2 separate regions of the Homo sapiens genome follow, and region 1 is linked to region 2. The links are chromatin loops, found by intact Hi-C in ENCODE. Cell type or tissue: PC-9. All regions are shown on one strand. Each heading gives the region's core, and the rest is flanking DNA. Links, peaks and the distances in the headings are about the cores only.

Region 1 (9,069 bases), core at 553-8,552, 560 kb before region 2:
ATCAGTAAATCAACTTATTGAGAATAAAGTCTCTTCAACTTTGTACTGCATCTTGCCCCAGCATTTTAATGTTATTAGATTCTCACCAACCATGCATATTTTCCTTTCCTGAGATAAGTTCTGCTACTAAATAATTTGCTTCTTAAACCTTTTGACTAAAGGTGATTTCTGAACAAAAGCCTTACTGTTTTTGATAGTCCAAAAGCCATTTGAAAATAATGAATATCCTTTCTTGTCAAGTGGCTGTGATTTATTGTTACAATTGCTAGTTTTGTAAGTTGCATGTCACAGACAATGCACAATGGGACAGGAGAGCTTGGACTGAGTCCACATAATACCCTTGAGAAGTAGCTTTCTTTATTAAGACAGAATTTCTTTGTGTCCCTTGTTGCACTAGTATACTGAAGTATACTCAGAAGACTGAAGTTCTTCATCACCAACCTTTTCAGAAATGTCTGTAGTTCTATGCCTAAAATGGTTCTCGTCTCTCTCACATCTTGCCTTCCAAAATTGCGACACTGGACTGTCAGCTATATTACACACAAATGTTAAAAAAAAAAAAAAAAAACAGACATAAACAAGAAAATCACAAAAGTACAAAAACTTCACTAAACAATTCACTTCTAACCTACATGATCCACATTTTTGCAATGTTTACAACAAAGTGGCAGGCAGACAGCTGAGCTGTGGCATGTAAAAACTCCTTCCTTAGAATGAAAACTTCCCTCTGATTTTCTACTTCACAGGTAGTTCACTCCCTTAAGTCAGCTGGCACTGCAGAAGAGGAGCCTGGGAGAGGCCAACATCCCCCTCCTATCCTCCCCTCTTTGCAACAGCAGCACATGGGTCTGCCTCTACGTAATACCATAAAGGCTGAAAGATCCCTAAAAAAACTGTTAACAGGGCTGCGCAATCATTGCTCACTACTGTGAGAACAGCATAATGCAGCACACAAATAAAAAACTGTTTTTAGTCACAATTTAAGGTGGAGCCCCAGCAACATCTCGTAGAGCCCCAGGTGAGAAACCCACCTCCAACACCAAATGACTTCCTATGAGAAGTCATTTTCATTTGACTTGGATCCTTCTGTGGCTTGACTTGCAAGTTCAGGTTTGGCTCCTCCCTCATTTACCACCTGTGGATTAGACGTTGGTTTTGTCTGCCCCAGCTCCTCAGTATTCTCTGGTACCTGCTGGTTATTTTTTCCTTCTGCTGTGTTGTTTTGGTCTGATTTGTCCGCAGATTCCAGTTTAGCTTCTTTCCCATTTCCCTGCTTTGAGTTAAGCTGTGACGGATCCTTAGGGCTCTTCACCACCTCCTGGAGATTGTATTTTCTAAACAACATGTAATCTTTCACAACACTCAGGCAACAGACAGCTTTGATGATTTCTACTACCACTGTGTACTGTGGATTGGTGAGATCCACTTTATTTTCTGAATTGAGGGTGCACACTATTCCTGTAACAAAAACAGAAAAACACATAGCTGAGGAGGATACCATTACATCTGATAGATACAAAAAATCTTTTGTCTCTGTTTCTTGTTAAAACAAGACATACAGTAATCCACTCTTCTATGTGGACTTCAAATAATCTGAACCCTTACAATAAATAAACACAAATGAAACCCTACAACATTTAATAAGAATTTTTTTCCAAACAAAATTCAATTTCGAGTTAAAAAAGACTTTTATCTAACTACCAGAAAATCTCATATCCGACATATTGAAATCAGTTGATTTAATACTATTTTAAGAACATTTTAATATATTTGTTCTACACTCAAAAATGTAAGCCTTAAATCTTTAAAAAGAAAAAAATCCTTAAAAAACAAGTATTTACCATTGAATGCCTATGGAAAATCACTAAGAGAAACATACCTGCCAATTCTCTGATAACTTCTTCTCTATTCACATGACTGTTATTTCGAGATTTGTACACAATCTGAAATGTCCCTTTGTTTGGAGCTTTAAACCAGGGTTCCAAAAATGTTTCTGCATATTTTTTCATATCTTCTAAAAAAGCCTTGCATGTGCCTGAGATGGGTAACATTCGCAAAATAACTCGAGTCTTCTTTTTCTTGGTTTTGTACATATCCTGGAGAATATGATGCACCAATTTCTCAGGCTCTTAAGAAAAAAAAAAAGTTAAGAAGATAATTTCTCAGACATCTTAAAGATCGAACTCTAAAATGAATTTTCACTGGCAATGACATAAGTTGACAGAAGAAATTCTCATAATGAATTTTAAATGAATCTACCTAGTCATTCTTTCCAAACAGTATTTCTTCAGTGCCTAATACGTACTATAATGTATCTAATATATTTTAACTTTTCATCATTATTACTGCTTGCACTAGAAATGACTGTTTAGGTAGACACCGTTGTTAACATTTTTGTGATGTCCTGAGTTATCCAACCGTAACACCATGCTGTTGTTTTCCTGTAACAACAGAGTACATTAAACAGTACACACTTTTTTACAAAAAAAAAAAAAAAAAATTCTGTGAGTCACTTTAAAAGATGTAATTAATCCATTAGCTAAGTTAGCACACAAGTCTAAATCTCAGACCCAAGAGGAATCCCAGAACCATGCTGGGCACAACATCATGAAAGGGAGGTCCTCAGGCTGCAACTTGCCTACATACAAGTATATTTGGGGCTGCTCCGAAAATTTGTAAATTAGTTGACCACACTGAAAAACAAAAAAACTCCAGATTTCAAACTTCTTTTGAGAAATTCAAATACCTGGCCCTGCATTCCCAAAGAGCAACAACTGGCTGGAGCTGAGTAGCAGCTGCCCCTTATTTACACAGAACTGGCACTCTAGTTCTGCCTTAAGTTATATACGAAGGAAGCAGCAAAGCCAGGTTTCCACTCATAAGCCAATGCTACGTCCACCACCCCATTCTACCTCTCCACAGGCCAACTGCTAATACAGTGTACAGAAGCTGCCATCAAATGATTAACTGAGTCATGCCCAAGAAGCCATTTTGTAAGCAGTATTCCCTGAGACAGGAAGATACCCAGATGTTATGAGATCGATAATCTTAGCAAGTATTTGTCACACCTATCCCAAGTGTCCTGATGAAGACAACGTTATTTGCTCCACTTTCCACTGACTGGAATCTTCTTAACCTCATCTCTGTAGATGCCTTAATGTCACCAACTTCTTTCTTCAAGGCAGCCTCCGCATCATCATCCTCTCCCTCACTTCCAGAGGGCTGCTGATCCTTGTCTGTAAACTGTTTGCATAAAACTAATGAGCAGAAATGACACAACAGCTCACATTTAAACACTATAAGTAATTATTTATGTGAAGTCCCTGGCGGCAGGTGGCTCAGTATTGATTTTTTTTTTTTTTCTAAAGATGGAGTCTCGCTTTGCCTCCCAGGCTGGAGTGCAGTGGTGCGATCTTGACTTGCTGCAACCTCCGCCTCCTGGGTTCAACCAATTTTCCTGCCTCAGCCTCCCAAGTAGCTGTGATTACAGGCGCATGCCACTACACACAGCTAATTTTTGTATTTTTAGTAGAGATGGGGTTTCGCCATGTTGGTCAGGCTGGTCTTAAACTCCTCAGGTGATCCACTCGCCTCAGCCTCCCAAAGTGCTGGGATTACAGGTGTGAGCTACCATGCCCAGCTGACTCAGTATTGATAATAAAGCTTTTTTTACGAAGCTGGGACACCACACCCTTCAAAACGTGGAGCAAGGCCGGAAGTGGTGGCTCATGCCCATAATCCCAGCACTCTGGGAGGCAGAGGCAAGCAGATCACCTGAGGTCAGAAGTTCGAGACCAGCCTAGCCAACATGGTGAAACCTTGTCTCTACTAAAAATACAAAAATTAGCCCGATGTGGTGGCAGACGCCTGTAATCCCAGCTACTCAGGAGGCTGAGGCAGGAGAATCGCTTGAACCCAGAAGGCAGATATTGCAGTGAGCTGAGATTGCACCACTGCACTCCAGCCTGGGTGACAGAGCAAGACTCTGTCTCAAAAAAATTAAAAAAAAAAAAAAAATGTGGAGGAAGAGGGAATTCCCGCAGACTATAGAATGTAAAATTTGAAAATGTTTTCAAAAGCATCCTGACAGTTTGAGGCAGAGAGAAACGTGCTGACCAGATCAATCATTTTAGGGTGGACCTTAACACGTTGACCAGGTATCTGTGTGCCTCACACGACACTGTCCTTTTGGTGAGATTAGACCAAATACCTGTGGAATTAAAAACCCTTACTCTTGTTCTATTAAGGAACAAGGCACAGAAATACATTGTTCAATAATTTTGGCCAAGCATGGTGGCTCATGCCTGTAATCCCAGTACTTTAGGGGGCAGAGGTGGGCGGATCCCTTGAGCCTAGGAATTTGACACCAGCCTGGACAACATGGCCTGAGAACCCGTCTCTACAAAAAATACAAAAAATTAGTCGGGCATGGTGGCACATGCCTGCAGTCCCTGCTACTCGGGGACTGAGGCAGGAGGACTGCTTCAGCCCCGGAGGTGGAAGTTGCAGTGAGCAAGAGCATGCCACTGTACTCCAACCTCCACCTTGGGTGACAGAGCAAGACCGCTTCCAAAAAAAGAATTTGCTTAAAGTACAGGAGTAGACAGGATATGTGCTTGTTGCCCAGCTCTCTGCCCCCTAGTGCCCAACGAAATTGCCAGTCAGGCACAATAATAATTGTATACATTTACAGAAACTTTATTACATACCAGTATGTATTTTATGTACATAAGCAACTCACTAGCCAGTCTTAAAGTATTCTCTTTTTTATCTAGCTCAGCAGCATCAAATAATGTGCCCATGTCCGAGTCCCCAAGCTAGTAGAGGATGAGCCGTGAATTTAAATTCCCTCTGTATTACCCTTCTTCATTTAATCCCTCAGTGTGCGTGTGTGTATTGGTCCAGATTCTAAGCCAGTAATATGATTTCCAAACACTAAGACTTTAGGTGATATTGGTAAAAGTTTTTACGTTCTAAAATGTATTTTAAGTGCAGTAACTAGCATTAGTAGTAAACCTATTATTTCAGAAATATTATTGCTTCAGGTAAACACATTATTACTCCAACTTCACGAGGCTGTCATGAAAAATGTGTTTCTGAAAGAGCTTCAGCACACCGCCTGGCCCTCAATGAGCAATCCTTAAGTGGGAGGTAGGCCGGGCTCAGTGGCTCGCGCCTGTAATCTCAGCACCTTGAGAGGCAGAGACGGGAGGATCGCTTGAGTGTAGGGTTTAGGACTACCCTGGGCCAAACAGTGAGACCCCTTATCTACAATTTACAAAACTTAGCCGAGAGTGGTGGCGCGCACTCATAGTCCCAGCTACTCTGGAGGCTGAGACAGGAGAAGTCGAGGCTTCCCTGAGCTATCATCACGCCACTGCACTCCAGCCTCGGCAACAGAGCGAGACCCTGTCTCACAAAAATAAAAATAAAAGTAATGGGAGCTACCGTGGTTACTGATGGCAAGAAAAGGTGCAAGCACTTCAAGCACAAAACCGATAGCACCGAAGTCTGCGAGCGTCTCAGGACTAGGGACGGAAACGCCGGCGAGGCCACGCCCCTACAGCCGTCACGCCGACGACCCGAGGCGCGCATGCCCATACCAGCAGCCATCCCTCCACCCTTCCCTCCTCCCGCAAGGCCTGGCAGCCGGCCCGCCCGCCCACCCCGGGACCGGTACCTTTTCTGGCCCATACATGTCGTCGCCGTATTCGTTGAGGAGGCTGTAGGCCTCCTCCACGCACTTGCGCTCGTTCATATTGCAGGTGATGAGGATGCCCTGTAGCCCGGGCTCTAGCTGACGGGGCCCGCCAGCGTCGCAGCGCCGAGCGCGCTTGGCCAGCACATACTGAGCCTTGCCTTTGCGCTTCCCGCCGCCAGGCTGAGTAGTCTGCTGGGCAGGGGCCGCCATGGTGTGCGCAAACTGAGAGGAAAGAGAAACGTTTCTCCGCTGCTGTTGGCGTCCTCGTCTATCGCCGGCGCGAACTGGTGACGTCGGATATGAGCGACGGCCTCCCCTAGCCGGCCTCGAAGCCTCATTCCGTGCTGCGCCAGGTCCTAAGGCCGGTCTGCAATCGTGAAAGGGGTGGAGTGATACCCGCCCAAGCCCCGCCTCCTGCCCCGCCTCCCGACTGCAACCTGAATCCAGTAGAGGCAGCATAGCAGCCATTCTGGAAGTGGTGTCGGTGGCTCCTCAAGCCCTTGAAGCTGGCTCCAGCCATATAGCTTCTTCCACCCAACCTTGGTACCTGTTCCTCCAGCCTTCCCTATAATTCTGCCAGCTACTGTGGAGGAAAAGTTAAATATTAAATTTGAACTCAATTGAACGTGGACACAATGGTCAAGTCCCGTAACAGGTTGCATGAGCCCCTTGAGGCATTCATTCATCCAGCACTGTTACAGATAACTCTGTACCTGTACTTGAGTTATTGAAAAACAGACAATCACAGAAACAAGTTGACCTTTATGTGTTCCTTGAGCCCAGTCGAGAAGGGCCCTCGTGACTGGGCCTCATGCCAATCAACGCATTACAAAAAGAGCCAGGGTCGGCCGGGCACGGTGGCTCACGCCTGTAATCCCAGCACTTTGGGAGGCCAAGGCAGGCAGATCACGAGGTCAGGAGATGGAGACCATCCTGACCAACATCTCTACTAAAATGCAAAAAATTAGCCAGGCGTGGTGGCGCGCACCTGTAGTCCCAACTACTCGGGAGGCTGAGGCAGGGGAATCACTCGAACTCGGGAAGCGGCGGTTGCAGTAAGCCGAGATCGTGCCATTGCACTCCAGCCTGGCAACAAAGCGAGGCTCTGTCTCAAAAAAAAAAAAAAAATGAGCCAGGGTCCCAGGCCACACGGAAGCTTCTTGAGACCCCTCCTCCTCTGTGCACGGACAAGTGGCTGACTCTGGAGCCCAGGCTGTTGCTTCCCGGTCTGGTGATGAATCCAACATAGTCTGGTGCGTGTAAATATATATATATATATATATATTTTTTTTTTTTCCCTTCTCCCCTTCCCATTGCAATTTGCTTACTATATCATTTGCTTATTATATCTGCATTGCCATTTACGTGGGATAAAGGTTGTTTACCCCCAAAGGTATTGTATGTTTGTCTATTTTTTTTTTTTTTTTTTGAGATGGAGTCTCGCTCTGTCGCCCAGGCTGGAGTGCAGTGGTGCGATCTGGGCTCACTGCAAGCTCCGCCTCCCAGGTTCACCCCATTCTCCTGCCTCCCTCCCGAGTAGCTGGGACTACAGGCGCCCGCCACCACGCCCGGCTAATATTTTTTATTTTTAGTAGAGACGGGGTTTTACCGTGTCAGTCAGGATGGTCTCAATCTCCTGACCTCGTGATCCACCCGCCTCGGCCTCCCAAAGTGCTGAGATTACAGGCGTGAGCCACCGCGCCTGGCCGTATTTTGTCTTGTTTTTTCCCCTCGCGCATTTCCCACATAGAACAGTTACTCAAAAGGCTTCCAGTAAATTCCATTTCAGCCTCAATTTTCCAGGCTATGTTTCTATTTCACTTAAAACCAAGGATGTTGGCTGGTGTTGTTTCATGCTGCTTTCGTTGCGGCCTTTTATCCATAGTCTTGGCAACTTATCATGTTACTGTCTTTTTAAAAATCATTGAAGATGCCACTTTTGAAGAATGTGTTTAAAAAACAAGTGCTTCTCATACTACTCTTCAGGTACAAACCTCTTAGCAGATTTGAGTTCCTACAAAGCCCTAAAAGATGTAATCTGATATTTTGAAAGGGACACCGAATTCACAGTCAATAAACCCTAGGTTCTAACCCCAGATCTACCACTATGTCCAAAAATTTTATCATCTTATTGTTTGCTTTTACCTGTGTATTCAATACAGCATTTAATTTTCAGAATTTCTTTGGTGGACACTGCACAGCAGAGATTTCTAGAAGTCCTCAGTTGTTTGTGAAGAGCAGTGTCATGACACTGGCATTGGCCTTCCCCCAAATCTCTCTCTCTTCTGCTGGCTGGGTTTCAGTTGCCCACACTCTGCCACCTGTCCTTAGGATATCAAATATTAGCATACAGATAACAAGTTAAAATATATATATTTCAAGTCCCAAGCATATTTGAGTACTATATGGAGGCAAACTTGAAAAACAAAAACTCAGTTTTGTTAAAATATGTGAGGAGGCAGCTTTAGGCTAAATTTAAGTTTGGCCTAAATCAAGCTTGTCCAACCTGTTGGCCCACAGTCAACATGTGGCCCAGGACAGCTTTGAAATTCAACCGGCCCAACACAAATTAATAAACTTTCTTAAAACACTCTGAGGTTTTTCTGCAATTAAAAAAAATTCATCTGCTATTGTTAGCATTAGTATATTTTATGGGTGGCCCAAGAGGATTCTTCTTCCAAGGAAGCCAAAAGATTGGACATCCCTGGCCTACAGGTTTCTCCATACATAGTGAACTATAACCTAATTGGATGTGTAAACAGACTGTAATGGCTGTTGTAACAAGTAGCCAAATCTCAGCCAAGCACAGAAGCCATGCTCAACCACTCACAGGTGGCTGATTGTTCAAACCATGTTTTTTATTTTTATGTTTTTTGAGACGGAGTCTTGCTGTCGCACAGGATGGAGTGCACTGGTGCAGTCTCGGCTCACTGCAACGTCCACTTACTGGGTTCAAGCGATTCTCCTGCCTCAGCCTCCCAAGTAGCTGGGATTACCTGTGCATGCCACCACGGCCAACTAATTTTTGTATTTTTAGTAGATATGGGGTTTCACCATGTTGGCCAGGCTGATCTTGAACTCCTGACCTCAAGAGATCTGCCCACTTCGCCTCCCAAAGTGCTGGGATTACAGGCATGAGCCACTGCGCCCAGCCAAACCACGTTTAAATAAGGCAAATACTGAGTTGTAACCTATTGGGCTGTTTCTGTACCTTACTTCCATTTCCTGCACCTCACTTTTCTTTTTATGTCCATAAATCATCTCTGACCATGTGGCAGCACCAGGATGTCTCTAAACCTATTCCGGTTAGTGGGTCAGGGGCCTGCCTGATTTGAGAATCCTTCCTTGTGCAATTTAATTCTGTTAAA
Region 2 (9,069 bases), core at 623-8,622:
AAAAAAAAAAAAAGAAAGTTATTTTGTTGCACCCCATCTCCTATATATGAAACTATTTCCAAAACCATAAGAAAATTCATCTCACTAAAACATGAACAAATTAAAAGATTATAATTGAACTCCATAGAAAAATATCATAAGTAAAAGACCATTTTCCACCATGTCCAGCTAATTTTTGTATTTTTAGTAGAGACAGGGTTTCACCATATTGGTCAGGCTGGTCTCCAACTCTTGACCTCGAGTGATCCACCCGCCTTGGCCTCCCAAAGTGTTGGGATTAAACGTGTGAGTCACTGCACCCAGCTGGAGTTTTTTAAGTAAACATTTAAGAAACACTTACTTTTCAAGAGCTAATAGTGTGGAAAGTGTAAGGGAAATGGAGATTGGAAAAGAGAAAAATAGAAAAACAATCAAATGGAAATATAGATGAGAACTTGTCAGGGAGAAATAAGGCAATATCAATTCAAAACAATTATGAAAGCAGTCCACAAAGATAAAAAGCAAAACCACAGAACAAATACTAAAACCTATCATTCAAGAAAATTTCCTGAAATAAAAGAACACAAATCTACTCATTGAAAGGGCAACCAGTATACCTGAAAAAACTGACCCCTAATCACTAACACCAAGGAATATTCTAATAAACTACTTCACTTTAATAATAAAATGGGGCAGGGACTTTTATATATGTAGACAAAAAAGACAAGCATTTTATAATAGAAAAAGTCAGATCGAGTGCAGATTTTGTAACAAGAAGGTCTTATGCCAGGAGAGCAAGTCAGATGTTTAAGATACTCACTGAGGCCGGGGGCTCACGCCTGTAATCCCAGCACTTTGGGAGGCTGAGGCGGGCGGATCATGAGGTCAGGAGATCGAGACCATCCTGGCTAACACGGTGAAACCCCGTCTCTACTAAAAATACAAAAATTAGCCGGGCATGGTGGCAGACACTTGTAGTCCTAGCTACTCAGGAGGCTGAGGCAGGAGAATGGTGTGAACCTGGGAGGTGGAGCTTGCAGTGAGCCGAGATCGCGCCACCGACTCCAGCCTGGGCGACAGAGCAAGACTCCGTCTCTAAAAATAAAAATGAAAAATAAATAAAGATATTCAATGAAAGAAAAACACAAGCAAGGTTTTTACCTCCAGTCGAAGTGACCTTCAAGATTAAAAGTCACAAAAGGCCAGGCGCGGTGGCTCACGCCTGTAATCCCAGCACTTTGGGAGGCCAAGGCAGGTGATCACCTGAGGTCAGGAGTTCGAGACCAGCCCGGTCAACATGGTGAAACCCCATCTCTACTAAAAATACGAAAAATTAGCCGGGCATGGTGGCACATGCATGTAATCCAAGCTACTCGGGAGGCTGAGGCATGACCATTGCTTGATCCGGGAGGCAGAGGTTACAGAGAACTGAGATCTCACCATCGCACTCCAGCCTGGGCAACAAGAGCAAAACTCCATCTAAAAAAAAGAGAAAAGAGTCACAAAGACTCATGAACACAAGGAATGCTGTTTCTATTAGCTCTTCCTGAAGAATATACAAATGAAAAAAATTCCCATTAACTAAAAATTGATTGGCAGAGCTTGTGTGTAAGAACTAATGGTGGGCATTGACTATATGTGCCTCTAAAATTTGGGCTAAATGAAAGGTATCTGTGTGATAAAATATAACATAATTGATACATATTTTAAAAATGCATAAATGTTTCTGTATCATGAATATAACAATAAATAGAACCAACCAGAGTGGGGATATGTGCCATGTGAGTGTCTTATGCATGTATGTAGATATGTGTATTTCCATTGACATGTAATTACAGAACAGTGTGGGAGAACTTCTATAGAACATATTGGTCCTCTCAGTAAACATAGAAAGGCTTAATTCTCTGACTAGATGAAAAAAATATTTTTCAGATTGGCTAACAAGCAAAATCCAACTCTGCGGTATGTAAGAAACACAACTAAAGCAAACTGTATCACAGAGGTTAAAAATAAAAGAATGATCTTTATGTTCTCATGCTAGACCAATACTTGGCCTTTAGCAATGCATTAAAAAATGTTTAAATCTTCTTACCAATTGATATATCATTTTCAGTGTCTGCCTTGTATAAGTAGATGCTTGTCCTGTTGCTCCCTGCAGGCACCTGTCTCTCCCATGATGCTGAGTTAGGTGTTTGTCCAGTATTTGCCCAATCAGAGAACTGATAGGTTAAATAAAAGCTATTAATTTGCAGTTTGTCCAGCCTTTCCTTATGTGAAGAGTGAAAGGGATATTCACCAGTTCTGTGTACCTCCAAGGGAAAGCTAAAGTTGGCTTAACCAATTTTACAAAAAGCAATGACCCAAAAATTCTACCTTTAGGTATATACCCGAGATACTTGCATCCACTTCTCCCAAGAGATACGTAAAATAATATTCAAATAAGTTATATTCACAAAAGTCAAACACTAAAAACAACCCGCATGTCTCTATTAGTAAACAAATGGGAAATATACAACATTCATATACCAGATTACTGTGCAGAAAGGAAAATGATGAATTATAATTACATGCAACATGAGTGAAGTTTCCAAACATAATATTGAGTGAAGCAGAAAGAAAGGAATGAATACTGGATGATTCCATTCATATAAAGTTCAGAAGTAGAAAAATTGAAATCACAATTTTAGGGGTGCATGTGTAGATAAAATGATAAAAAGGGAACTGTTAGGGAATTGCTCAAATAACAATAAAAGCAATGGATACTTTTTATAGAGGACAGAAGCTGGGAAATAGCCCATGGGAATGTATGGGTTATTATTACTTGACCTGGATAGGGTGGTTTTGTGTGTATTTGCTTTAAATAATTCATTAAGCTCGATGTTTGAAATATCTCATATTTATTTGTGTGATCATGAAGGCAATACATGCTTTAAGACTAACATTAAGAAAAATCCCACACTGTTACAAACATGTGTTTTTTCAAACATTTTTAATCCCAGTTAATTTCATTTGCTATAATCTACAAATATGCAATAAAAGTGTAAATACAAATGTTTATTCTAAATTAGGAATAGACACCACCCTCTTTCCTCCTACTCCACCAGTGGATCATTACTCACCTGTATAAGAAACTAGAACAAGTGGCCTGACTTTGGTGATTTATATGTGATTTCCTGTTTCACACGTGAGGCTATTCTTACTATGATTATTCTTATTATGATTAATCCTTATTGTTATTAATCTTGTTCTTATTGTGATTATTCCTGTTGTCCTCCCCACCAAACACACTGTACCTGCCCACACACTGCCGGGAGGAAAACATCCTGGTTCAGATTCTCAGCACTGCGTTTAGGAATAAAGTCTCGTAGCAACATTAGGCTTTTAGTTTTTTTTTTTAATTTTTTTTTTACTTTTTGAAACAGAGTCTCACTCTGTCACCCAGGTTGGAGTTGAGTGGCGTGATCTCAGCTCACTGCAACCTCTGCTTCTTGGGTTGAAGCGATTCTCCTGTCTCAGCCTCCCGAGTAGCTTGCATTACAGGAGTGCACCACCACTGCTCGGCTAATTTTTCTATTTTTAGTAGAGACAGGGTTTCGCCATGTTGGCCAGGCTGGTCCCAAACTCCTGACCTCAGGTGATCCGCTCGCCTTGGCCTCCCGAAGTGCTGGGATTACAGGCGTGAGCCACTGCACCTGACCACATTAGACTTTTAGAAGGCTCAGGTGTTTTACATTGGGCAGGTGAACTGGCTAATATTTGTACCCTCAATCATTGCTATGAACTCCACATAATAAGACTAGTTCATGAGGAATAAATCTGCCGAAACCATTAACTATATCATGGATACCAAAGAGATTGGGTTAGCAGGTCATATTGCCTTTTGTATTAACCTCCTCTATCCACCCCTTCAAGTATATAGTTAAGTAAATGTAGCAATATTTTGGTGATTTCAAATTAAGTGTGTAAGATTATTCACCGGTCCTATTATCCTTTCTTGAGTAGTGTCTTAAAACACAAGAACCAAGGGATCCTTAACTGCTACATTCCCAGCAAGGACTGGGGAAAGGTGATGGTAGAAATCTTGCCCTTGTAACATTGCATGTTAAGTAAGAGAGCACTAATGGTGGGGAGTATTTGGGATTCGGGCATTTGGAATGGGAGCCTGGCATTGTTGGGAGGAGCAGCAGCGTTAGGTTACTTTCCAAACACCCCTAGAGTTTAATTGCCTTGATTTCTTCCCCTAAATCCGACTATTAGTCCATGTCCATCAAGAGATGGCCTCCTCTCACTTTCTCAATTCTCTGTTCTTCCGCCTTCTCACCTCACCCTTCTGTGCCTTTTGTCCTCCAACATACACTTGATAGGAGTGGGGGAGTGGAGGAGAGGCTCATCTGAGTTGGGGGCTGAAGGGGAGATTGCAATGGTAACTGTGTTTTTATTGCTGTTGTTAAAGGTGTTTGGCATTTTGGAGCAAGCTAAAGAGCAATTTGATTTAGAAGACTATTCTGTCAGATCACACTGGAACAAGTCTTCCTGACCTTTGCTAACCCAGAGAAATCATCCAGTGATGATGAAAACGAGGTGCCATGAGATTCCCTCTTAAAAAAAAAAAAAAAACAGAAAAAGAAAAAAAAAAGAAATGCCCTACACGTGAGTCCCAATAAACTCATCTACTCATCAAGCTGGACTGGTCTGAGTCATTCTTTGGTCTGTTGGCTCCTTTCCCAGTTTGGGGCGGAGGATGTTCTATACAGTCCTGGATTTTTCCCCAACCAGGAAGAGAACTCCTTGTCCTGCAGTGTTCCTCTTGCGCCCTCTCCTGACAAAGCTTAACTTCGGAGCTGGAGCAAGTCGTATCCGGCATTGCAGGGAAGAGTGAATTTGGCCTGTGATCCAATCAGAAGCTGCGATTCTAAACAGGAAGCCACACTGGATGCGAGAATTGGGGTGGGGCGCGCCAAGAGGAGCAAGCATTATAGAACGTGGGGAGCATGAGAAATACACGGAGGTGGAAACGCCGGAGTGGCTGGCGGGTAAAGGCAGCGGGCGCAGATGAAGCGGGCTGGGCGTCCCACGCGCAGAACCGTCCCGGACAGAAGCCGCAGGGCTGCGCTGGCTGGAAAAAGGAACGCGAGTACAGCGCGCGTGGCGCGGGGTCTGCTCCAGGACGGAATCTTTTGGGTGGCCCGCATGAGGGGTTTGCAGGACCCCGGGCCTTTGGGAAGTTATCTGCTAAACTCCAGTAGACCCTGAGGAGCAGCGGCTCATGAATCTTCTTAAACTTCTGTCATCAGCGGCTGGGCCAGCTGAAGGTGACCATGGCACACGAGGGAGAGAGAAGCCCGCGAGAGGCGGAGAAATGTGGGGTCGTCCAGGAGGGTCGACAAGGCAAAGAACCTGAAGACGACCCAAAAGGGTACCTAGGTGGGGCCCTTTCAGGGACTTGGGGCATAGGGTAGGGCGCATGGGACGAGGTGGGTGAGCGCAAGGGACGAGATGGGTGTGCGCATGGGACGAGGTGGGTGGGAGCATGAGACGAGGTGGGTGGGGCGGTGGGTGAGGTCTCCGCCCCCAGACGGGCTGGCGAGGAAGCAGGGAAGAAGTAACGTTGGGCTGGTGAGGCAACAGGTGGGGCGCACTGGAGCTGCGGGATAATAGGTGGAACAAACTGGGGACTACACTCGTGGGCGCACGTGCGGAAGAGGGACTGAGGAGGTTCTTGCGTGCTCCCCTCGAGCACCGCCGACAGCTTCACCCGCACCTCCTGCCTTCCGCACCGCTGACTCCTACCGCTCCGCGCACTGCGCGCCCCCAGCCCTAGTGCAGCCAGCTCCCGGCCGGGTCCGCGCGAGGGCCAGGCTGCCAACCTGCCCGCGGGCGGCTGGTGGTTGGGGAGGGCGTTGGGAGGAGGAGTCCCGCCGGGTGGACGCGCGCCCTTCAGCGGCGGAGGCGGAGGCGGCAGCGGCGAGGCCTGAGGGTGCGTGCTAGGGAGTCCTGGCGCGTCCTTCTTCTGCCGGCGTCCCCCTGCGCTTGCAGCTGCTCCCCGACGCCCGGGAGGCCCACCCGCTAGCCGCGATGGGCGCGCAGAGCCCAAAAGGGCGACCCCCAAACAAAACTCACGCATATAAATCCTCCAGAGACTTCCTCATCCCCCCGCCAACACACACACACCCACACACACATACACACAATCAAATCAAATAGAAGCACTGTTAGGAATTTTATATTGGCTATGCAAAGTGCTTGAACGCACTGACTTTGGAGGCAAATGCCTTGTCCCTAGTCCTGACTAGTCCAGAATTTATTTGCTGTGACCTATGGCAAATTGCTTGGTTTCTCTAAGCCTCCATTTCCTAAGGCTTATATCTGAAAATAACTATAAGAGGAAAGGATGCTATTGTATCCAACTCAGAGGGCAGTCCTGATACTTACATTGCGAGAACATGTTAAGTGTTCCATAAATGGCAGAAGGGGCTGTGGAAGTTCAGTGATTATAGGTAGTTTAATTTGTCTTAGTTTTCCTTTGTGAAAGCATAAATTACACCAGAGAAAGTCACATATGTAAGGAATACTTTATGCAAAGCTGTTGTCCTAGGGAAGAGAGACCAGAACTCAGTCTAAACTAACTCTGCTGAAACAAAGTGGGGCAGGGTTTTTAAGCTCTAGGATGAGAGTAGAAAGGTGCTGGAGGGCTGTCGGAAGCATACTGAGTTGTTTGCTGAGTTTACAAGTGTTTCCTCCGTGATTAGGCCAGCTGTGTTTGCTAATTGGCTCTCAGGGAAGTTAGGCTCCTACCCTCCCACAGAAACTGGGAGATAGGGGGACCGTCTTCCTTGATGATTGCATTTCAAAGGAATGGCTCCCAGGTCCTTGACAAAGATGATTCTGGTTTGTAAAACTAGTAAGAGGCTATTAAAAAGAGTTACAGATATCTCAAGACAGAGAAAGAATTTACAGTGAAAAGCTTTCTAAAGAAAATGCTCTGTATTAATCTGTTTTCACACTGCTGATAAAGACATACCCAAGACTGGGCAATTTACAAAAGAAAGAGGTTTATTGGACTTACAGTTCCACGTGGCTGAGGAGGCCTCACAATCACGGCAGAAGGTGAAAGGTATATCTCACATAGTGGCAGACAAGAAAGCTTGTGCAGGGAAACTCCCCATTTGAAAACCATCAGTTCTTATGAGACTTACTCACTATCATGAGAAGAGCACGGGAACAACCCATCCCCATGATTCAGTCATCACTCACAGGGTCCCTCCCATAACACGTGGGAATTATGGGAGCTACAAGATGAGATTTGGGTGTGGACACAGAGTCAAACCATATCATGCTCTAAGAAAAGAAAGTTTTGGGCCTAGAGTCAGGAAAAAGCCTTTTCAAGTCAAGCTGAGAACTTTAAGGTGGTCTTGGCTACCTCATTTTATGCAAAGTAGGCAGAAAATTTAAAAGAAAAGAAACATATTTAAGTACAATTAAGAAAATTACAGTGTTTCAGTTAAAGCAGTTCAGTGCTTTTTAGAAAAGGAGCTGAAATTAAATAGTAAGTATAAATTTAATTCTAATAATTCAGGGCTATGAACCATGTAATTGCTTAATTTCCAATAACTATTTGTTCTTTTGCGACTACAGTTTGGCAGGTTGCCCTAATAATTTTCAGGCATTTTAGGTTCATGCTCCTTCCAACCCTCCTTTTCCCTTACAAGGGTTGCATCCAAGTTATGAGGGATAAGGGTGGGGGGTGTTTCATATTTAGGACCAGGATGTTGATGTGTACTTATTCCTGGCCAGGCTGTTTTGGAGTCAGGACTCTTGCGCTATAAGATCCCCCAAATCTATTTTGGGAATAGTGAAAGGGATGGGATGATGCTGAGGAGCCGGGCTTCGGCATTTCCTTATTGTGCATTATTTCCAATCCGTTGTTTTACCCTGGAAAGGGTCAACTGAAAGAACTGGCCATTGTCTTTGTAGGTATTAAGTATTGCTCTGTCTTCCCCGAGACCAAAAAATAAAAGATTGAATGAGGGATGGTACTGAATTGAAAACTTATGGTTAATATTCCAAAACATTACCCACTAAAAGAGCAAGAGAAAAAAGTTAGTGGGAGAGTGTTTCAGATGATTCCTTCTTCACAGGTTTACCTGTTCCCCCACCTGAAGAGTTAATTAGAAAAACAATACAGGTACATTACATAAAATTCAAACTCTATAGACATACAATTTGTAAAATGTGTAAGTCCCCCATTTTCCACCTCCTGAGGACATACTATCAACAGATCTTCTACCATTTTTCTTTTCTGTACATGTACTTCTTTTCTCTACATATATATTTTTCCAAACAATGTGTTTATATCATGTATAATATTTTGCAGTTTACTTTTTCTACCTTAGTAGTATATTATCCTCTCATGACAGTGTATCTATATCTATCCCTTCTTTGTAACAGAGGAACAGGATTTTATTGAAGGTATTGGCATGATTTATGTAATCATTCTTTCTGTTTTCATTTGATCTTACTGTTTTCCAGTGTTATCATGAACATCTTTCTGCCTGAATCTTTGTTTTGCTATGGTTTTGCTTTATGAACTTTGTTTCTAGGTTTGTTTGCTTTTTTTTTAAATAGCCTTTAAGACTTGGATCTGCTGCATAAATTCCTTTAAAGTTTGCAGACATGTATTGAGTGTATTGATCAGCTGCACTAAGGAGTAAGCACCTGATGTGAAGCCCCCTTCCATGAAAAATCCTTTAAGAATGGCATAGTTGTGAAGTTGGAAGGCTGTATGAATCACAAATTGATTTTACCCCATCACCACATCAGCCAAACACCTGCTCTGCCATTTTGATTAAGATTCGTCATGTATTTCATGCCAGTAATCCCAGCACTTTGGGAAGCCAAGGCAGTTGGATCACCTGAGGTCAGGAGTTTGAGACCAGCCTCAACAACATGGTTAAACCCCATCTCTACTAAAAACACAAAAAATTAGCCAGGCGTGATGGCACGCACCTGTAATCCCAGCTACTTGGGAGGCTGAGGCAGGACAATCGCTTGAACCCGGGAGGTGAAGGTTGCAGTGAGACGAGATCGCGC

What was found. Hi-C counts contacts between places; a loop is a spot of excess contacts. Peaks named below come from ENCODE experiments on the same cell type or tissue, not always from the same donor. Only the 100,000 strongest peaks of a DNase experiment are listed, where the experiment ranks them.
Region 1: it touches region 2 in a loop (9-fold over the local background); 2 of 110 quality-filtered maps call a loop at or near these places.

The regions. Positions count from the first base shown.
Region 1 is chr16:20,735,829-20,744,897 of GRCh38, forward strand. It overlaps THUMPD1 (THUMP domain 1 NAT10 acetyltransferase adaptor), which reads right to left and starts at 5,990. Exons shown (of 4, transcript NM_017736.5): 1 at 5,681-5,990; 2 at 3,069-3,243; 3 at 1,880-2,128; 4 at 1-1,458. The coding sequence starts at 5,911. The coding sequence ends at 1,052. It also overlaps a transcript of ACSM3 not described here. RefSeq lists enhancers at 5,176-5,265, 5,296-5,435, 5,736-5,785, 5,796-6,065. In PC-9, for the core only: a CTCF peak has its summit at 4,660 (motif pointing left); a DNase peak (open chromatin) is centred at 6,063; H3K4me3 peaks cover 2,227 bases; H3K27ac peaks cover 361 bases.
Region 2 is chr16:21,295,933-21,305,001 of GRCh38, forward strand. It overlaps a transcript of CRYM not described here and the pseudogene ABCA15P. Among named protein-coding and RNA genes, the nearest start is that of CRYM, 22 kb to the left of the region's middle. RefSeq lists silencers at 136-430, 5,754-6,013 and an enhancer at 6,456-7,044. In PC-9, for the core only: CTCF peaks have their summits at 4,788 (motif pointing left), 5,951 and 6,155; DNase peaks (open chromatin) are centred at 4,769, 5,579, 5,849 and 7,199; H3K4me3 peaks cover 2,503 bases; H3K27ac peaks cover 1,726 bases.